Linked DNA regions of Homo sapiens: all the other regions are linked to region 1. A link is a contact called in ENCODE Hi-C or POLR2A ChIA-PET data. All regions are on one chromosome and are shown on one strand. The core of a region is the stretch at or near the end of the contact, and the rest is flanking DNA. Distances in the headings are between cores, read along the strand shown.

Region 1 (2,897 bases), core at 192-2,691:
ACTGGAGAGGAAAAAGGAAAAGGAAAAAAATAGGACAAAAAGGAGGACAACACTAAGAAATCAATCAGACCTATAAAAATGGGTAGGAATAAAGAGGTGTGAATGCACAATGGACGACTAGCCAAAAAGTGCCAGTAGTGCAAGCGCGAAAAGAGCCAAGTGAAACCTGATGGAATCTTGACAGCTTCTGGGCTCAGAAAACAAGTAGCTCCAAAGTGTCCAGGAGGATTTGTGAAGATAACAACAGACAACAATGTTAGGGAGTGGTGAGATCAAGTACAGAGCCTCAAGAGGACCAGGGTAAGAGAAGTGCAAAAATGCTCTTAAGTGGGAGCTGGGGTTAGAAGGCAGGCAGGTCCGACAACTGGAAAATGAGCGGGCGGTAGATGGGAATAGAATGGGGGTTACCAATCAGCGACAGAGCGCTGACAAACATTAGGAACAGAGGACCAGAGACCAGAAAAGGCATCGGAAACTGCGATTTAGGATTGAAAAAGTAAAGACTAAATCAAAATAATTTGCTGGGTAAAACAGGTGAAGAGAAATCCCCAAATAGAAAAGTGAAAAAGGGCAGCGGACTGAGAAGGGGGGCAGTCCGGGAGAGGAGAGAGGAAATGATGAGCCCCATCATCCCCACGACCATGTAAGAATTACACGCGACAGTAACTCGGGCTGTTGTCTCAGCCCCAGCAACTAACCTATATCCTCCACGTCGAGGCCGCCGCCGCCCCCACCCCACAGAGATGCAGAGCTGGATACTTCAGCCAATCGTGACCTTCTCGGACCAACCCTGAGTTTCGCCCCCTATTGATAGCCTCCCGCTCAACCACCGCTGCCCCAATCCCCACATCTGGGGTGGGGGCCAGGGAAACCCCCCGGGCCATTGTGTGTGTTTACGTAGGAAGGCGCTGCATGACGGAGAGGGACACGGGGGCGATGCCCACCTCCCAGCCCGCGGAGCTGGCCCGAGAAGGTGGCTGAGGGCATCAAGCCCCCACCGCCGCCTCTTTCCAAAATAAACACCAGCCAGCCGCCGAGCCCGGAGTCGGGAGGGCGGCAGGGTGGCGCCAGCACTCACCTCCTCCGGAATGGCAGGGTCCGCAGCCGAAGAGGCCGCGGCGCCGGCGCCGGCGCCGGCCTCGGGCTCCATGTCCCCGTTGAACAGAGCCTGGCCCGGCTCCGCGCCGCCACCACCGCCACCGCTCAGCGCCGCCATCTTATAACCGAGAGCCGGGGCCCGAGCGGCCGCTGTCGGGCGGGGAGGGGGAAGGGAGGCGGAGAGCTGGGGGAGGCGGAGGCGGAGGCGGAGGCGGAGGAGCGGGGGGCGCGGGGGGCGCGGGGAGGAGCGGCCCGGGCGGCGCCGCGGGCGGAGGGCGCCTGGGCCACCTCAGGTACCGGCCCGCGGCCCCGGGCGCAGCCGAGCCTGAGGGGATTGGGGGAAGGACGCTAGGCGGGGGTGCGGGGGGGAGCGGGGGAAGGGGGCGGAGACGACGAGAAGTCGCCGCGGCAACGGCGTCACCCGCGTGTCACGGTCGTGACGTCACCCCGGTGCGTGACGTAATCTGAGGCGCGCCTTCGCGCCGTCGTCCGGGGAGGGTTTTTTCCCTTCTAACCACCCGCGCTCTCACACTTTGCCTCCGCTCCGCCGTTTCCATGGCTCCGGTTTCCTACTTTCCTCTTGTCTCCTCCGTCCTCAGCCTGTTCTGTAATGTGGGATTTACTAGAAGAGCAGGGCTGGTGTTCGAGGAGGAGAAGTTGAAATCCTAGAGGGAGGAAGGCGGGGAAGCCAATACTACTTGCTATTTCCACTGCAATGAACGTCTCTGTGTCATCAAAATAAGAACTTCAACCCCAAGGTTGAAACAGCCAAGCAGAATTTGATGGAAATATATTTAGGAACAGCTAAATTAGCAGTGCGACGCGTGTTTTCTTTTCATTGAAGAATTCAGCCAGTTAAAACGAGTCTAAATGGAAGTCTGAAAGCTTTTTCTTCATTGTTGAGGAATAAAATATTTCGTGTATTTTTCGTTTTCCAGATTCATTCATTTAACAAATATCAGTTGAGCACTTTCCATGCCGTAGGGCCTGTACAAGGCACATAGCATTCTAGACATCTGAAGCATCAAAACTAATCATTTTTATTTTGAAGAAAATCACTCAAAATATTTTATGTACTTTGTGCCTTTCATGAACAGAATATTCCAAGCATTCTCTGCAAAATACGCATGAAAACAATTGGGAGAGAAGAGGTCAATTATCTTTGAGAAGCCCAATTACAGAATGAAATTCAATTCATTATTAAAAATACATGGATCTAATAAAGAATAAATAATTGGAAAAGAAAAGTTTAAGGAAGAGAGAAACGGGAATGAGAAACAATTACTGTGGGCTCCCAATGGCCTGGAGTGAATCACCAAAGTAACCTAAACATGAAGTCATGAAAAACTAAGTGGATTCTGCCTTTTAGTACTTCCCATCATGGGGGAAGTCACCAGCGACCTCCTTACTGTATTTTGGATGATTCAAGAAATAGAAAGGTGTCCTACTGACTTCTGAAACAGGGTGTCTTCATATTGATTAGGGTCACCGTAAGCCTGGGAGCTGATGCTTACTCTCAGGTAAAGGATGCTGTGTGAGGCTGCTTGATGAATGAGAATACTAACATTCTTCTGCATTGAAAAAATATAACCTATAAGATGAACATTGTAGGCCGGGCGCAGTGGCTCACGCCTGTAATCCCAACACTTTGGGAGTCTGAGGCGGATGGATCACCTGAGGCCAGGAGTTTGAGACCAGCCTGGCCAACGTAGTGAAACCTCATCTCTATTAAAAGTACAAAAAATTAGCCTGGTGTGGTGGTGCACACTTGTAATCCCAGCTACTCAGGAGCCTGAGGC
Region 2 (2,897 bases), core at 203-2,702, 860 kb before region 1:
GGGGAGGAAGGAATTCTCCTTGATGACTAGCTTCCCAGTGGTTCCCCCACAACATCCTCCCTTAAATTGGCACCCACACCACTACCTTAGACTTCCTAAAACGCAAACCTGATGGTTGCTCTCTCCTGCCATTTTACCCGCCCCATCACCTCCAGGGTGAGGCCCAAATTCTTTAGCATAAACCTCAGCAATCCCTTCCACACATCCCACTGGCCACATGCTATGCACAGAACATGGACGCTAAGTGCTGGGGAGACAGCTGGAGCCTCTGCCCTCAGGGAGTTTCTATTCTACTGGCAGCTGGGTGCCATGAGGAAAATAAACAGTTCCCTGTGACCAAGAGTAAGGGGAGGAAAAATCCTCAAATGGGATGTGATCTTTAGGTTGAGGCCTGAAGGATTAACAAATAGGGCCAACCAAGAGCAAGAAGGGCATTCCAGGCAGAGCAAAGACTCCCAGAAATGCCCAGGCTCCCAGAAATGCCCGGGGGGGGGGGGGTGTTCCAGTCACAGAAGGGTCCTGGGTGGGCAGGGACCAGTGCCCCAGGACCTTGTGGGCGATGGCAGGGAGTCTGCATTTTCCAGTTTGTAAGCAGATTAATAGGGTTGAACTGGGTTTAAAGATCTCTACCAGCTGCTGGGCAGAGAAAACCTTCATTGTCTGGCCTCAAAGCTGGCAAGGGGCGACCCGCGGCGTCGTGGAGTTCCCCTAAGCCGCCGCCTCCCTCCCTCCCCACCCCACACGGCCACACCCGGGTGTTCCACCCGGCACTACCATGCTCTATGTAAATCACTCTCTCCCCCCAGGCGTCTAGAGGACCCCACTCGACCCTGAGTCCCTCGCACTGTGCCAGGTACTCCGCAGGTGCTCATTAAACGCTCGCTTTAGTGAATGACGGTGCGAGGTCAGGGCAGAGCCACCGAATTGTCTGCTCAAACTTCAAGTAGGACCCCCAAGCGGGCTGGAAGTGCGTGAGGGCGCGCAGGACCTCCGCCCGCCGTCGCTCCCGGCGCGGCGCCTTACCCGGCTCTCAGGAACTTGCAGGCGCCGTAGACCATGAACCTGCAGAGGTGGAGCTGCGCGCAGAGCCCCACGCAGCCCGGCTTGGAGCCCTGGTGCGCGCGACACAGGCGCAGCGGCGAGGCGGCCAGCACCACGCGCTCCGGGGCCGCGGCTGCGCCGCCCGCCCGCACCGCCACCACGAAGCGCCCACGCTGCCGCAGCAGCCGCTCCAGCGCGTCGGCGCTCAAGCCCATCCGCAAGCGGCGCCGCAGCTCGGGCAACTCCAGGGCGCCCCCGGCCGCGCACAGCACCTGGGTGACCTCACCGACGACGCCGGCCTGGGCCATGGCCGCTGGGCCTGCTCCCGTCGGACCGCGGGTGGCGCGACGCGGACGGCGGCGGACGCTGGCTGGCGGGCGGCTCTCGCAGGGTGGAGACGCCGGCGGGAAACGAAACCGAAAGCGGCCCCGGGCCGGCGAAAAACAGAACCTGTGCGCCCTCGCCACGCCCCCGGTCCGCAGCTGAGCGGCTGCGCCTTCCGCCTCAGGGCCCCCAGCTGTGAGGCCGCCGCCCGACGGAAGCTCGGGAGCTCTTGAGCTCGGGCGTTCGGCCCGGAGCGCGGGCTGTGGCTGTGGCGGCTCGCGGGGGTCAGTACCTAGTCCCTGAAAATGGCTTCCCTGGATGTTTGAGGGACCAGGAGCCCCTAATGCCGCGATGCTCAGCGCGCCTTCAGTCAGAGGGAGCCTCGAGGGCGGCGGCAGCGCTGGCGGAGCCGGCTGGACGCCGCCGGTTAAAGCCGCTCAGCGTCGCCCAGGCCAAGCCCGGGCTTCGTAGACGGCTCACAGAAACAGGGACAACTGACGGGAGCTCTCACCCCTCGAACAAGTGACAAAAGCGATCACTCCGCATAGAAGACGCACTTAATTAAAGGTTCCTTTCGCCTCGGTGCATCAATGAGTTCCTTCATTTAAACATAAAAGGGTATGTCCTTTAAAAGAGCAAATCCGTGAGCCGAGATTGCGCGACTGCACTCCAGCCTGGGCGACAGAGCGAGACTCCGTCTCAAAAAATAAAATAAAATAAAATAAAATCCGTTACTCCCAGCCCCTGCTAAGTAACGATTGAACAAATATTTTAGAAGACCCTTCAGAGCAAAGGACCCTCTCACACGCTGAGAGCAATGCGAGTTGTTAGAGCCCTTTGAGGAGGTAATCCAGGAATAGCTATTAAAATTGAAAACGCGTGTGACCTTTGACCCAGCAATCTTTCCTCTCGGAATCTTCCAGAAGTAAAAGGAACAGTAAATAAGTTATGTGTGAAAGTGTTACTGGGGGAACCCTACCTGGGAGGTAGGGTTACGTGGGAACAGTGTGGTTGATCTTTAAAGACTATTACGAAGGCTGTTTAACAAGCATGCGTTAGAGCTCCGTGTGCGGATGTAGAGGGGCAGACAGCCATGATGTGGTGGTAAACGAGAAAAGATGGCTGTACAGAAATGTCTAAATAATCAAGTTGAATGATCAAGAATTAATTTTTTTAAATGTCTGAATAACAAAAAGAGAAGCCTGTGTGTGTGTGTGTGGCAGGATATTTTTGAATAAGCACGGAGAAAGATGAAGAAACACACAAGGGTAGTTGAGAGGAGGCAGTAGGAGGTATTAGGAAAATGGAAAAGGGAAGATGAGAGGCAGAAGGATTGTGGGGGGAGAGTACTTACGGTATACGGTATAACATTCACTAAAAATGAATATAAAAATCTTAACTATAGGCCAGGCACAGTGGCTCACGCCTGTAATCCCAGCACTTTGGGAGGTCAAGGCGGGCGGATCACTTGAGGTCAGTAGTTTGAGACCAGCCTGGCCAACGTGGTGAAACCCCGTCTCTGCTAAAAACGT
Region 3 (2,897 bases), core at 122-2,621, 750 kb before region 1:
CGCCGGAGTCAAGAGGCTGTGGCGCCGCCCTTTATTAGCCTCACACTTTGATTACAAAACACACGAGTCGGCGGCCTGGCTGCGGAGGCGGCCCGAGCTCTCAAACGTCAAACCCGGAGCGCGGCGGCGGCTGAATCAGAGGGCAGCGTCCGCCGCCGCCGCCAGCCGGCCCCGCAGCGTCCGCCCGGCCGACTCAAGTTCGCCGGCACCGGCGCCCGGGCACAGCCGCAGGCGGTCCCGGTGTCGCCAGCTTCGAGCGATGGCAACTGCACTCTTTGTAAAGTTTAAGCCGCGGCGCGAGGGCAACGCAGGGGGTCCGGAGAAGCGTTCCCTTCGGGCCGCCGCAACCCACTCCATCTGCCCCAGTCCCGGCGACCCGGGTGTGTGCGGGGGCCCAGGACCGCGACCCGGGTCAACCTGCCGCCCGCCGGGGGCCCGGCCCCAACTTCCCCGGCACCTTTCAAGTCCCCGAGAGCGAGTGCCTCATCTGTTGCTCTGTTTACTCCGCGGAGCCCCGCCGAGCTGGCTGGCGCGGTCGCCTCTCCGGCCCGCCGCTGCCCCCGTCCCACTGGCCCAGGAAGTTTGATAAAGACGGGGAAGGGGGCGCGACAGGGACCCGCGGCGCGGAGGAGACGCGGGGCCGGGGCGACCCCATCGCCGCCCGGAAGGAAGGCAGGCGCGTCGGCCGGCCGGGCAGAGCGGCGGGGCGGCCGGCGACTCCGGCCGGAGCCCCGGGCGCGGCGGGGCGGGGCGGGGCGGCGGCGGCCCGGGCTGGCGAGGGGCTGCGGACCCGGCCGGCGCTCCGCCCGACGCCCCCGCCGCGCCCGCCCGGCCGCGTCCCCTCGCCCCAGGCTCCCCCTGCCAACTTATCCGCCGGCCCTCTTTGTTCGTGTTTGTTGTGGCGACTCTTCGCCCGGGCCAGGCGAGCCCACCGGCTCCCCTCTGGAGCCCGCCCGGCGAACCCGGGGCACCGCGCGCCCCACTGCCCGGCCGGGGGGCTAGGCACCGGGGCCCCCTGAAAGCTGGGCGCGGCGCGGCGGCCCGGCCCGAGGGAGGCGCGGGCGGCCGGCGGCGGCGGCGGTTGGTCGGTGGCCGGCGGTGGCGGCTGCGGGGCTGGAGGGGGTTTATTTACCTGCCGTGGAACCAGTCCTTGCAGATATCGCACTCGATCATGAAGCGGTTCACGTCGTACGGCTGCCGGCACACACAGTACACGGGCGGGGGCGGCGGAGGCGCCGAGGCCCGGCCGGGAGCCGCCACCGACACGGCTGCCGCGGCGGCTCCAGCTGCTGCTCCCGCGGCCACCGCCGCCGCCGCTCCGGCCATCTTTAAAAAACACACACACGCTCGCTCGCTACTCCGCTCGCCGACTGGAGCGAGCGCAGCCGCCAGCCAGCGCCGCCTCCTGCAGCAGCCGCGGCGGCGGCGGCGCCTCAGTGCGCGCGCGCGAGGCCGCGGCGGCTGGCGGAGGGGGAGGAGGCGCGCGCGACGCGCGAGGCCCAGACTCGGCTGCTTCCGGCGCTCGGCGCGGGGCCGTGCGTCTCGCGCACGTCTCTGGCGCCGGCGCGCGCTCCCCGCTCCTCTCCGCGACGGCCGGGCGGAGGGAGCTGTTGAAGGGCACGCAGGCGGCTGCGGGGGCGGAGGGAGCTGAGGCCCCGTGAGGACACGCGCGGTGGTGGCGGTGGCGGCGGGCGCGCGGCCGCAGCCGGAGGAGGACGGCGGGAGCGTGCGAGGAGCTGGCTCGGTTATTTCGGAGCGAGAGCCGAGGCCGGGGGAAGTTCCTGCGGAGTGCTCAAGGGCAGAAGAGGTGCCGCGTCCCGAAGAGGGGAAGCGGAGAAGTTTGCTGCTGCCCGGGTCGCCTCGCGACGCTGAGAGAATCGCCCAGCCCTCCGCAGCCGCCCAGCGAGAACCGGAGCTGCGGCCCCGCACCGGCGTGAGTCCAGCTGAGCTGACACGCCGAGCCGGTTGTGCCTTTCCGAGGGAGGAATGTGCCGTGGAATCCAAACTTTGGAAAACGTCCCACCCGAATTCCCAGCGAGCAGCAAGGAGACCAGAGCGTCGATGGAGCCACCGTTAGTTGCGGGAGGGCTGTCCCCAAGAGGAATTCATCACTGTCGTCCGCTGGGAGGGACCAACCTTGAAATGGGGTTGGTGGAGAGAGGGATAGAGAAGAGCCGGCGTGCTTATAAATAACAAAACTTAGCTATGAACCCTTCCGATTCCCAAGTGGGGAAGATGGGGTAAAATTCTAAGTGACTTCTCGCTCCGAAGAGGGATACCACAAAAAGCGGAGCGCAGGGTACTTGGCGTATAATAAGCCATCAATAATTTATGGGTGAAATTGAGAGCCAAATATAAGATGATAAACTGAAGAATAAAAACAGCTGACAAATACTGTATAGAAAAGATTGCGTTGGAATCATAACTGTGGATTGGAAGTGATGTTAAGGATTATTGGATTGAGTATTTGTAGCTGAATTTCTGCTGGCATTTCTATCAGTGGGGAAAGCCCTCACAGCTCCATAGGTAATTTTTGTTAGGGGAGGAAGAAGTGTTGTTCTGTCACCCACCCCCAGGCAAAGAGTCGCTGATCTAATTCTCCATTTCTTTCTTTCTTTCCTTTCTTTCCTTCCTTCCTTCCTTCCTTCCTTCCTTCCTTCCTTCCTTCCTTCCCTCCCTCCCTTTCCTTTCCTTTCCTTTCCTTTCTTTCCTTTCTTTCTTTGAAACGGAGTTTCGTTCTTGTTGCCCGCGCTGGAGTGCAGTGCAGTGCTGTGATCTCGGCTCATTGCAACTTCCACCTCCCGGGTTCGAGGGATCCTCCTGCCTCAGCCTCCCAAGTAGCTGGGATTACAGGCGCACGCCACCGCACCCGGGTAATTTTGTATTTTTAATAGAGA
Region 4 (2,897 bases), core at 1-2,500, 710 kb before region 1:
TACTAGGGAGGCTGAGGCAGGAGAATTGCTTGAACCCAGTGGGCAGAGGTTGCAGTGAGCTGAGATCGCACCACTGCACTCCAGCCTGGGTGACAGAGCAAAACTCCATCTCAAAAATAAATAAATAAATAAATAAATTCAAATATTATCCATTGTTTAACTGAAATTCAGATTTACCTGGGCATCCTGTATTTGATTTGCTAAATTAAGCAACCCTCCTCCTGGAGTTATATTTTACAGTTGCTCACTTGATCCTCAGTACTGCCCTATAAGGTAGCTCTCTTATCACCATCATCCCCATTTCACAGGTGAGAAAACTGAGTCACAGAGTTGTCCACAGCCATGCAAGTAGCGCGTCTGTTTCCACAGTCTGTGCTCCTAACCCTCTAAGCTGCTACTAGAGTTTGGGATCCATTAGTCCTCGATCCAGAGTGTGGCTCTACCACTTCTTAGGTGTATGACCTTTGGCAAGTCGCTTAACCTCACTGAGCTTCAGTTTCCCCTTCTGGGAATAATAATAATTCCTGACTTACAGAGTTTTGTGAGTGAGGTAATTGAACAAATAGGAAGTGATTCATACATGGCACTTGGATGATGGTGATGATGATGGTGATGATGATGATGATGGGAAGCCTTGGATCATGTAGAGTCATTGATGAGACTAGAGGAAATGACACGCCTGAGCCACCTCCGTGGCCATTCCCTTGCCTTCACATGCCTGCCTCCACCCTAGTCCTCTCCCTGCTCCCTAAACATAGACACAGGGCTGGCCCCAGGCCCCATGTGTAACAGGCTTCCTGCCTAAAGCCACCAGGAGCCTCAGAGCCCAGAGCTCCTGTTGCTGGTGGCTGGAGTTTACTGCCTGAACTTCTAGTCCAGGTTGCGGACTATGAGCAGTCCAGGACTTTCTCCTTGTCCGACAGCCCCTCCAATCACTGCCCAGGTGTGCCTACATCCTAGTTCTAGCTGCCACCAGGAAAAAATCCAACCCATGGAGCATTTTGCACTCATCTACAACTACGTATGACAAATGGTTTCCCCTCCCTGCTACATAACTCAGCCTGCCCGTGTGCATGCTCTGAACTACTTCAATCTAAGTATCTGCTGAGTAAGATCGAGACAGAAAATATCTGTTGATTAGGTTTTGTTTCTGTCACTTCTTGCCTTCTCAGGGCAAGTCAGTTCTAGAGGTTCATTTCCGGTCCCTCGGCTTCCCACCCTGAAGCCTCCTCCCTGCTCCAGGTCAGTTTAGCAATGGAACACACCCAACAAGCTGCCCCGCCTTCTCACACCTGGGCTAGGGTGTCCAAGGTGCTGGGGAATCTAGCCCTTAGCAAAGATTACCTTATCCCTAGTACCAGGATTATTTCAATGTTTTTTCCTTGTGTTTTGTTTTGTTCTACCATCAATGTTCCACTTAGGTATTAATCCTAGCAAGTAAACTAAAAAGGCCGGGCACAATCTGTAATCCCAGGCTTACGCCTGTAATACCAACACTTTGGGAGGCCAAGGCAGGTGGATCTCTTGAGCCCAGGAGTTTGAGACCAGCCTGGGCAACATGGCAAAACCCCATCTCTACAAAAAATTAGCTGGACATGGTGGCATGCGCTTGTGGTCCAGCTACTGGGAGGCTGAGGCAGGAGAATCACCTAAGCCCAGGAGGTCAAGGCTGCAGTAAGCCATGATCATACCATTGCACTCCAGCCTGAGTGACAGAATGAGACCCTGTCTTAAAAATAAATAGGCTGGGCGCGGTGGCTCACGCCTGTAATCCCAACACTTTGGGAAGCCAAGGCGGGTGGATCACGAGATCAGGAGTTCAAGACCAGCCTGACCAATATGGTGAAACCCCGTCTCTACTAAAAATACAAAAATTAGCATGTTGTGGGCATGTTGGTGGGTGCCTGTAGTCCCAGCTACTCGGGAGGCTGAGGCAGGAGAATAGTGTGAATCTGGGAGGCGGAGGTTGCAGTGAGCCAAGATTGTGCCACTGCACTCCAGCCTGGGCAACAGAGCAAGACTCTGTCTCAGAAATAAATAAATGAACAAATAAATAAATAAATAAACTTTAAAAATGTATGGTCAGTTTTCTCATTGGAACTATGTCTACCTCCTTGGGTGGAAAGAGCTCATTCTTCCATGATCAAGCCCTGACCTTCAAGTAACCCCTTGAGATTCCTGACTCAGTCTGACCTGACTCTTATTTTCTTCCAGGCAGTGATTTCGGCAGCACAGAGACAGCAGAGAAAAAGAGACCAGATTTCTGCTCTCAAGGCGTGAATAATAGTCTTGACCCAGATTCTAACTATGTGGTCACTCCTAGTCTCTTTTTAACTCACTTTCTTATCTTGACTCTTAGAACCAACAACACCTGGCTCTGGACCTCTCACCAAGCTGTGGTTCTATGCTCTCCTGACTTCCAACTCTCCGTTCTTGTCCTTCTCACCTATGTGAGTTTCCAGCCTTCAGACACTCCCTGTCCTAGTGTTGAGTCCTACCTCTGAGACCCTCAGCTGCCCACCCTGCAACACTGACAATGCACAGAGTCCAACCATCTGGCCCTCATAAAATGTCCCAGGCTCCATGCCAAGTTGCGCTACAGATTGCTTGGCCATCAGTTCCCTAGGAAACTGTAGGCTGGACTGGCTGCCAAGTCAATGGAGGGTTTCAGCCATGTGGTTGGCCACCTGGGCAGAAGCCTTGCTGACTGCCTTCTTATCTGGTAGTTCCCCTTCCTGAGCCTTGGTGCCCAACCCTATCTGAATCACCTGGGCCTTGGAAACCTGTTCCTTTGGAGTTCCAGCCCTTCTAGGTCAAAAGCACCTTGAATATCTGACGAGGGCCTGCCTTCATTCTTTTGATCTCTTTGCTGGTGTTCCTCCTGGATGCCCTTGGCC
Region 5 (2,897 bases), core at 1-2,500, 530 kb before region 1:
GCCTCCCAGGTTCAAGCGATTCTCCTGCCTCAGCCTCCCGAGTAGCTGGGATTACAGGCATGCGCCACGACGCCCAGCTAATCTTTGTATTTTTAGTAGAGACGGGGTTTCACCATGTTGGCCAGGCTGGTCTTGAACTCCTGACCTCAAGGAATCCACAGGCCTCGGCCTCCCAAAGTGCTGGGATTACAGGCATGAGACACCGCGCCCAACCCGAAGCTCAATTTCCTCATGTATTAATTAAATGAGATAATTTATATGGAGTTCTTAGTATAGAGCCTAGTATCCAAGAAACATCAAACAAACTGAAAAGAAATCATTTAAGCACCAAAGCACTGAAGACATTCCCTTCAACAACTGTTATATATATTTATGTATGTATAAATTTGTGTAAAGGTAGAAATAAACCGGTGGACAAAAAGATAACAACTGAATGATTTTGCTCACCCCAGGAACCACTCCTCCCTATAAACTATAAACTTTTCAGTAAGAGTTACCACGAGATAGCCTACCATCTTACATTTCAAAAAAACACTAAAAACTCCGGGGACACATTCCCATTATCTCCTGTCAAAACTGAGAATAAACAGAACACACCCTGCGAAGAATAAGGAGGGAATGACGAATAATTTGACCAAATTCCTTGACTGAGTTCATGCTAGTTACCAGAAAACAAAACCAGTCACTCACTGAGACCACGCTTCTTCTCTGACCTCTATACATCCTTTCCAAAGAGCTTCCTTCCCCACCTACCTGAAAAGCATCCCCTCTCCCCTGGTCCGAACGACAAGCCCTTTTCTGATCAAGTCAGAATCTCCCAGACCCACGGCCGGAGGACAGGCGGGCGAGGAGCACAAAAGCCTCTGCCGCATGGATCGGGGCCGGGCCGCAGGGTCCCCCGGGGGTCCTTCTCCTCCCCATCCACCCCATCGCAGCCTCCCCGTGACGGCCGGGACCCCAGGCCCGGGCCCAGGGAGGAGAAGGAGGGGGCGAGCGGCCGACCCTGCCTGGGCGCCCCACCCAAGGGGGGCCGCCACCTACATCTCCCCACCGCCCTCCCGACCCGGGAAGCCCCTCGGATTGGACCCGCCCCCGCCCCAGCAGGTCTTCGGCCCCACGCATCACCGCTTGCGCACCCGAGATCCGCAGTGGTCGCCGCTCTCCAGCCCCGGCTCCGCTCGCCGGGTCAGCTTGGCTCCGCTGCCCGCCTCCCCCGCCGCCAGCTCACCCCTGGCGGTGCGACCAGGGTTTCCGGACGCCCACGTGACCCTCCCGTCGCGGGGCACGCTGGGAGTTGTAGTCCCGCCACGCGGCCTCACCTGCCGGCGCGGAGGAGGGCGAGGAGGGCGGAGGCTGGGAGCCCACAGAACTCTGCTGCTGCGGACCTGGCCAGTAATGTTAGCTGCAAAAGACGAGAGGTAGAGAGAAGAAATGATATGGGGAGAACTGGTGCATCCTTTTTTTTTTTTTTTTTTTTTTTTTTTCAAAAAAGCGGTATTCGGTCTTTGTTTTTATAAAAAGTAACGTGCTGCTAAGTGTGCTACTGACCGGCCTAAATTTTAGGTGTCTAATTAAATGCAGGCCGGGCACAGTGGGCTCACGCCTGTAATCCAACACTTTAGGAGGTCGAGAAGGGAGGATCACTTGAACCCAGTAGTTCAAGACCAGCCTTAGCAACATAGCCAGACCCCATCTCTACAAAAAATGTTAAAATTAGCCAGGAGTAGTGGCATGTGCCTGTGGTCCCTGCTACTGGGGCGACCGAGGTGCGAGGATCGCTTGAGCCCAAAAGTTTGAGGCTGGCAGCTGTGATTGCTCCACTGCACCAGCCTGGGCAACAGAACGAGACCCTGCCTCCAAAAAAAAAAAATCCAACACAAGTGTCTCACACCTGTAATCCTAACACTTTGGGAGGCCGAAGTAGGAGCATCATTTGAGAACAAGAGTTTGAGACCAGCCTGGGCAAGGTAGTGAGAGCCGCCCCCCATCCACCACCACCACCGCCGCCACCGTTTCTTAAATAAAGGGAAAAAATACAGACACTTGTTCGAATTTTAAAGAAAAAAAACTTCTCTTAATCCAGAAAATCTCCACAACAACCATTACATACCTGTTCTCAAGATAAACAATCACTAGTCTTCAAATAACAGAACTTGACAACACCTTTTGTCAAACATAGTTCCTCCTTACTTAATAGTAGTAATTGGGGAGACCACTCATGTTGGCTTTATCCAGAAGCAAAACAAACTTCGCATAACTTTTTGTTGTTGTTGTTCGTTTTTTAAACTTCGCATATCTTTTTGTTTGTTTGTTTTTTGTTTTTGAGACGGAGTCTTGCTCTGTTACCCAGGCTGGAGTGCAGTGGCGTGATCTCAGCTCACTGCAAGCTCCGCCTCCCGGGTTCAAGGGATTCTCCTGCCTCAGCCTCCCGAATAGCTGGGACTACAGGCGCCCGCCACCACGCCTGGCTAATTTTTTTGTATTTTTAGTAGAGACGGGGTTTCACCGTGTTAGCCAGGATGGTCTCGATCTCCTGACCTCGTGATCTGCCCTCCTTGGCCTCCCAAAGTTCTAGCATTACAGGTGTGAGCCACCGCAGCCGGCCAAAGTTCGCATATCTTTATAGCAGGAGGTAGTTTTACAAATTGGAGCAAGGCGCCCATACCCACTAATTTAGTCTCTTACCCTCATGTAGGAACTGGAAGATACAGGCACTAACTCACGTCTGAATTTCAAAAAGATGACCCCCAAGTCCTTGAGGATACATTTCTGAGTTGTGATACTGGCAAGAGGCTCATTTCGCCGTTATAAAGATTTGTGTACATTCGAAAAGGACAGAGAAAGAAATTTTGAAGGAACAGAGAGAAGGCTGAGAAGTCTCTTTATTTTCAGCAGAG

Evidence for each region. Hi-C counts contacts between places; a loop is a spot of excess contacts on that map. ChIA-PET counts read pairs that join two places held with the same protein, here RNA polymerase II (POLR2A). Pooled maps may share reads with other maps.
Region 2: a map of B cell shows a loop between it and region 1 (26-fold over the local background). The contact joins the promoter of PARP12 here to the promoter of BRAF in region 1. A Hi-C loop is called at or near these places in 3 of 168 maps with a recorded cell type or tissue (B cell, CD14-positive monocyte and naive thymus-derived CD4-positive, alpha-beta T cell) and 12 of 50 pooled maps.
Region 3: a map of ascending aorta shows a loop between it and region 1 (7-fold over the local background). The contact joins the promoter of KDM7A here to the promoter of BRAF in region 1. A Hi-C loop is called at or near these places in 3 of 168 maps with a recorded cell type or tissue (CD8-positive, alpha-beta T cell, ascending aorta and gastrocnemius medialis) and 15 of 50 pooled maps.
Region 4: a loop to region 1 is called in a pooled map, with 7 times the contacts of the local background. The contact joins the enhancer-like site here to the promoter of BRAF in region 1. A Hi-C loop is called at or near these places in 1 of 37 single-sample maps with no recorded cell type and 6 of 50 pooled maps. POLR2A ChIA-PET finds 5 or more read pairs at or near these places in 1 of 52 experiments (activated T-cell).
Region 5: a loop to region 1 is called in a map of B cell, with 4 times the contacts of the local background. The contact joins the promoter of SLC37A3 here to the promoter of BRAF in region 1. A Hi-C loop is called at or near these places in 4 of 168 maps with a recorded cell type or tissue (B cell, CD4-positive, alpha-beta T cell, ascending aorta and 1 more), 1 of 37 single-sample maps with no recorded cell type and 15 of 50 pooled maps. POLR2A ChIA-PET finds 5 or more read pairs at or near these places in 2 of 52 experiments (OCI-LY7 and WTC11).

What each region holds. Positions count from the first base shown.
Region 1 is chr7:140,923,488-140,926,384 of GRCh38, forward strand. BRAF (B-Raf proto-oncogene, serine/threonine kinase) reads right to left here and starts at 1,442. Exons shown (of 18, transcript NM_004333.6): 1 at 1,079-1,442. The coding sequence starts at 1,216. It overlaps LOC105375536 (a long non-coding RNA gene), which reads left to right and starts at 1,605. Exons shown (of 5, transcript XR_002956518.2): 1 at 1,605-2,897. RefSeq lists a silencer at 1,265-1,334.
Region 2 is chr7:140,061,499-140,064,395 of GRCh38, forward strand. It overlaps PARP12 (poly(ADP-ribose) polymerase family member 12), which reads right to left and starts at 1,453. Exons shown (of 12, transcript NM_022750.4): 1 at 1,024-1,453. The coding sequence starts at 1,349. RefSeq lists a silencer at 1,061-1,380 and an enhancer at 1,391-1,600.
Region 3 is chr7:140,175,612-140,178,508 of GRCh38, forward strand. It overlaps KDM7A (lysine demethylase 7A), which reads right to left and starts at 1,372. Exons shown (of 20, transcript NM_030647.2): 1 at 1,133-1,372. The coding sequence starts at 1,326. It overlaps KDM7A-DT (KDM7A divergent transcript), which reads left to right and starts at 1,650. Exons shown (of 1, transcript NR_024451.1): 1 at 1,650-2,897. RefSeq lists silencers at 101-380, 391-570, 1,211-1,310, 1,351-1,780 and an enhancer at 1,005-1,928.
Region 4 is chr7:140,211,566-140,214,462 of GRCh38, forward strand. No RefSeq gene overlaps it. Among named protein-coding and RNA genes, the nearest start is that of KDM7A-DT, 36 kb to the left of the region's middle. RefSeq lists enhancers at 1-2,882, 978-1,047. Within about 2 kb of position 1,251, at least 3 of the 41 ENCODE cell types and tissues checked have a DNase peak (open chromatin) inside an H3K27ac peak, as active enhancers do.
Region 5 is chr7:140,397,280-140,400,176 of GRCh38, forward strand. SLC37A3 (solute carrier family 37 member 3) reads right to left here and starts at 1,251. Exons shown (of 15, transcript NM_207113.3): 1 at 1,137-1,251. RefSeq lists silencers at 789-1,058, 1,169-1,398.